Regions from separate parts of the Homo sapiens genome. Here region 2 is linked to region 1. A link is a loop called in an ENCODE intact Hi-C map of the cell type or tissue named here. Cell type or tissue: thyroid gland. All regions are shown on one strand.

The links. A loop is a pair of places that touch in the nucleus more often than their neighbours do. Peaks named below come from ENCODE experiments on the same cell type or tissue, not always from the same donor. Only the 100,000 strongest peaks of a DNase experiment are listed, where the experiment ranks them.
Region 2: it touches region 1 in a loop (6-fold over the local background); 19 of 110 quality-filtered maps call a loop at or near these places.

The regions. Positions count from the first base shown.
Region 1 is chr2:241,876,652-241,879,151 of GRCh38, forward strand. It overlaps LOC105373978 (a long non-coding RNA gene), which reads right to left. Exons shown (of 3, transcript XR_924077.3): 3 at 2,383-2,500. Among named protein-coding and RNA genes, the nearest start is that of LINC01237, 3.5 kb to the right of the region's middle. In thyroid gland, a CTCF peak has its summit at 1,527 (motif pointing left); a DNase peak (open chromatin) is centred at 1,538.
Region 2 is chr2:241,685,846-241,688,345 of GRCh38, forward strand. DTYMK (deoxythymidylate kinase) reads right to left here and starts at 970. Exons shown (of 5, transcript NM_012145.4): 1 at 809-970; 2 at 1-32. The coding sequence starts at 938. It also overlaps a transcript of ING5 not described here. RefSeq lists silencers at 560-869, 917-1,179, 930-1,459. In thyroid gland, no CTCF peak of the experiment used is centred here; DNase peaks (open chromatin) are centred at 1,076 and 1,466; H3K4me3 peaks cover 2,235 bases; H3K27ac peaks cover 1,090 bases.

The DNA.
Region 1 (2,500 bases):
CGGGGGTCCCAGGAGAAACCCCAATCCAGGGCCTCAGGGGCCAACTGCAGGGACGAGGGTCCCAGGAGAAACTGGAGTCCAGGGCCCCGGGGGCGCAACTGCAGGGTGGCAGGAGCCCCACACGCCGACTCAGAGGGCCCAAGCCTGCCTCGTCCTGGGATGGGTTTGGGGAATCTGCTTTCCTCTAGTGGGGCAGGGGCTCTGGGGGCCTCCTGGGTGGGCAGCCTGGCCGCCTCGGGCTGACAGCAGGTGCCCCTCCCCACCCCTTCTGCCCAGCACTATGGGGCGGTGGTCTCAGGCGCTGTGGGTGGGGGAATCACAGGAACACCTGAGGCCCCAGGCAGGGGGCACAAGGCCCTGACCTTGCCCTTCTCCCATCGCCTGCCAGGCCACCTCTGGCTGGGAGCTTGCTGGGGCCCAGAGGGTGGGTGAGTTCTGGGGCCCAGGGCAGGGAGGTCGCAGGGAGGCTCTGTGTTCTGGATCCACGCCCCTGCCCTCAGTGCCACCCACCCCAGGAGCCTGTGCACAGGTGTCCCTATATGAGCACAAGAGGGGCCACCCTGCAGTGACCTCGCTTGGTCGCATGGCTACTAAAATGTGGCCACCGAAGAGGAAGAAGGGAAGGCTGGCACCGTCGCTACAACCCACCCAGCTCAGACTTCAGGATGGCTCCCAGCCCACCCCTGCCATCGGGCAGCTCCCAGCATCTGACCCTGTCAGGACACAGGACACGACTGTCACCTGGGACCCCCTTCCCTGCAGGCCGTGGGGGCAGCCTCAGGAACGGTGGGAGACCCCCACCTCTCCCAAGGGGCTTCCTTTTGTCTGCCTCAGGGCTGCCCAGACACTCCTGCCCTCGGGGTCCTTCCGCACCCTGCCAGGGGGCCCTGAAGTTTGCAGGTTCCCGCCCACCCTGGAAGAACACCCTCAGGGCTTCCAAAGGCACCCGGGATCCCCCAGCTCCCCGGCCACCGCTCAGCTCCCTGGCCACCGCTCAGCTCCCTGGCCTGCTTGACCTCAACTGCCCCCTACCCCCCTCCCCGACCTCCCCAGGGCCCCTACCCCGCCCTTCGCCCCCCACCCCCCATGCTCCTCACTCCCCACCCCCTTCCCACCCCCTTCCTGGTCCTTCTTTCCTACCCCTCCCCCGACCCTCCTTTCTCGGTCCTCCCAGCCCCCTCCCCGTCCCTCTCCCCTCCTCGTGTACCTGTCCAGCGCCCCTCTTTCTCTCTTCCCCTCCCCTCCCCTTCCTCTTTCCCCCTTCCCCCTTCCGGCCCCCCCAACCTGTCCCTCTCTCTGCTCCCCTCCCTCTCCTGGCCGCCCCCCAACCCCATCCCTCTCCTCGCTCCCCTCCCTCTCCCGGCCCCCCCACCCCCATCCCTCTCCTCCCTCCCCTCCCTCTCCTGGCCGCCCCCCCCACCCCTTCCCTCTCTCCTCGCTCCCCTCCCTCTCCCGGCCCCCCCACCCCATCCCTCTCCTCGCTCCCCTCCCTCTCCCGGCCCACTCCGCGCTGTCCTGCGGCGCCCCCGTGTGGCCGCTGTGGGGGAAGAGCAGACCTTGTTGTCGAGGGAGGCCTGGGAGGGCGTGGATCTCTGGGGCCGCTCCCTTGCCCTCATTGCTGTTGAACTGCTTCTCGGCTTAATCAGATGAGTTGTTAAAACTACCCATCATCAGCATTGTTACCATTGGTTTCATTAGTAATTGTATTTATTTAATTAATTGTTACATTCACTAGTAAAAATGGGAGCTAAGGCAATGCGTGCACTCACCGCTGTGAAGGCAAATGCGGTACTGTGAGTGCTGAATGCACCGCCATGGTCGCGGGAAAGCCCAGGCACAGACACTAGCTCAAAAGCCAAGGGTAGGCCTGGGGTTCACATGCCAAGCAGCAAGCTGAACTCTCACCCTGAGCCCACACCTGAGCCCTCATCTGAGGCTGCACCTGAGCCCACACCTGAGCTCTCATCTGAGGCTGCACCTGAGCCCACACCTGAGCCCTCATCTGAGGTTGCACCTGAGCCCTCCCCTGAGCTCTCGTCTGAGGCTGCACCTGAGCCCACACCTGAGCTCTCGTCTGAGGCTGCACCTGATCCCACACCTGAGCTCTCGTCTGAGGCTGCACCTGAGCCCACACCTGAGCTCTCATCTGAGGTTGCACCTGGGCCCACACTGGAACTTTAACCTGAGCTTACACCTGAGGCTGCACCTAAGCCCTCACCCGAGACTACACCTGAGGCTGCACCTGGGCCCACACCTGAATCCACACTGGAACTTTAACCTGAGCCTACATCTGAGCTCTTGCCTGAGTCTCCTATATGGTTGGAGTGGCCAGGTTGGGCCTAATTAAATATGAGGTAGCAGTAACGACTTTAGGCAACTGAGTTATTAGTAGAGATATTTAATATCAAAGTCAAAGAAGATGAAGGGCAGACACATTTTTAATGTAATTGCTATTAGTTCAGCCAAAGTTGAGGGGACTCAAAGTGTGAATACTTTTCTG
Region 2 (2,500 bases), 190 kb before region 1:
ACTCAGAAGTTTGCCGATTTCAGTTGATCTTTCTAGAAAAAAAGAGAAACACACAAAATGCAAGTGAGATCAGGCTTTCCCTCTATATTACAATATAGTTTGGACTGAATTTCTCCCGGACTCAAGTCTCACGTTGAATTTTACTTTACTAAATCTCTAGACAGGCTTGGATCTTCTGCGGAAGCCAAAGGAATTTCTCTGAGCAATAACAGCAATCTGCAAACAAGCTGGGATGAAAAATGCTTTAGGAAAAAAGAACTCGGGTAGAAAGTAGAGACTTCAAAGAAAGCATTTATAAAATTTGTGGACTGGGTGGCCAAAGATTAAGGTCAATGCTTCACTTGAAAACTTTTAAATATATGCTATAAAACCCCTGAAAGCGCGAACAGCCATCAAACAAAACACAACACCAGAAAAACCCACAAAAACGAGACATGGATTACAAAAGAGCTGGAGGAGACTTTTGGGGGAGACACCACGGTTTCGCGCGGGTTTACACGTCAGTCATCACCATACCCCGCACTTAAAGACACGCAGCGTGGACCGGGCGCGGTGGCGCGCGCCTATGTTCCCGGCTACCCGGGAGGCTGAGGCGGGAGGATCGCTTGAGCCCGGGAGGTCCAGGCTGCCGTGGGCCGAGATGGCGCCACTGCACTCCAGCCTGGGCGACACAGGGAAAGCCCGTCTTTCAAAATAAAAACCGCACAGTTCACAGCACGCCAGCCGCAGACAACGAAGCGGAGCAAAGAGCCCCTGGGAAGGCAGAGGCACCGAAGGCCGCGGCGCACCCCCCGCCGCGCGCACCCACCCGGGAACCGGAGCAGTTCGGCGCGGTGGCCCGCGGCGCACAGCGCTTCCACCAGCTTGCGGCTCTGCGTGCTCTTCCCGGCGCGGTCCACGCCCTCCAGCACTATGAGAGCCCCGCGCCGGGCCGCCATGACTGTCCACCGCCCGCCGCTGGCGTCTCCACGCAGCCTTCCGGAGCTCCCATTGGCCGGCGTCAACAGCGCGCGCCGTGATTAGCTAGTATTTCCCGGCCTCGGCCAAATTCGAAGGGATTGGCCGGGGCCGGGGCGAGGACGACGCGCGGTGGGACCGACACCCGCGCCTGCGCCCTGGGCCGCGCCGCCACTGGAGCCGTGTCCTGGGCTTCCGGGGCGGAAACTGGGGCCCCGTGTCCCGTGCGGGCCTCCGTCCTCGGGCGAGCAGGGCCCTTCGCTCCGGGAGGGGAGGTGACGCGGCGCGGGCTGGACGGCCGGAGACGCGGGGTCAGGGCGCGGACGAGGGGAGCGCAGGGTCGGAGGGGCTCCCGGACGCTGCCCGCCCAGCGTCGGCTCTCGTTGGCCCCTGGCTGCGCGCAGCGGGCCCGACTCTCAGGGCCCTGCGGTGCCCGCTGCCAGCGTGAGGGCTCCGGTCACGCGGCGCGCGAGACGAACGAGCGAGATGCTTCCCGAAGCGCGGGGCCCAGTGCAGGGGCTCAGCCGGGGCTCCTCCCAAAGCTCACCTGGAGCCCAGCACGACTGCGTTCTGGAAACGCTGTGTTTGACAGCAGGGGCAGGATGGGGGGCTGTGTAGACGCTGGCCACGTGGCAATTGTAGGAGAACCATGGGATCGATAAATGTTCACTGTTGTCCCTGAAGCGCAAAACTGCAGGGCTCTGGAAAGTCCGTGTGTGTGTTTTTGTTGTTTTTGTTTGTTTGAGACAGAGTCTCGCTCTGTCACCCAGGCTGGAGTGCGGTGGCGCGATCTCTGCTCACTGCAACCTCCGCCTCCCGGGTTCAAGCGATTCTCCTGCCTCAGCCTCCCGAGTAGCTGGGACTGCAGGCGGCCGCCACGACGCCCGGCTAATTTTTTGTATTTTTAGTAGAGACGGGGTTTCACCGTGTTAGCCAGGATGGTCTTGATCTGACCTCGTGATCTGCCCGCCTCGGCCTCCCAGAGTGCTGGGATTACAGGCGTGAGCCACCGCGCCTGGCCGAAAAGTCCGTTTTAAAAGATGATGTATACAAATTATAGCACGGAGAGGGAACGGGCAAGTTGTTTCCTCTTTCCATGCCTCCAACTCCTCTGAAATGTGGGTCATGATGATAATAGGAAAAACTGTCTCTGCCATAGAGAGGTGGAAAAAGTCCCGCGAAGTGTCCCCGGTATCTAGAAAGCGCTCAGTAGTGTTTGCTGTTATCTTAGGGATATCAGGCTGCCTGGACATTTCTCAGGTGAGACTTTTTGTTATTTTAGATATCTAAAATACTACTATCTATATGTGCCATATTGTCAGTTGTCAGCTAGACATCACTTTCTCTGCTTAGCAGAAGAAATGGTAGGAACTGCATTTCCCAGAATCATCTGTGTAGCCCTGGATTACAGTCTACCAGACGAGGCACTCTTACCTTTCGAGGCGATTATTCTTGGGAGGCACCCTCAGCCAGAAATATAGATGAAATTCAAAGCTGTTCTGTTTTCAGAACCACCTGCCTCTGATGTAGACCAAGAAATTGC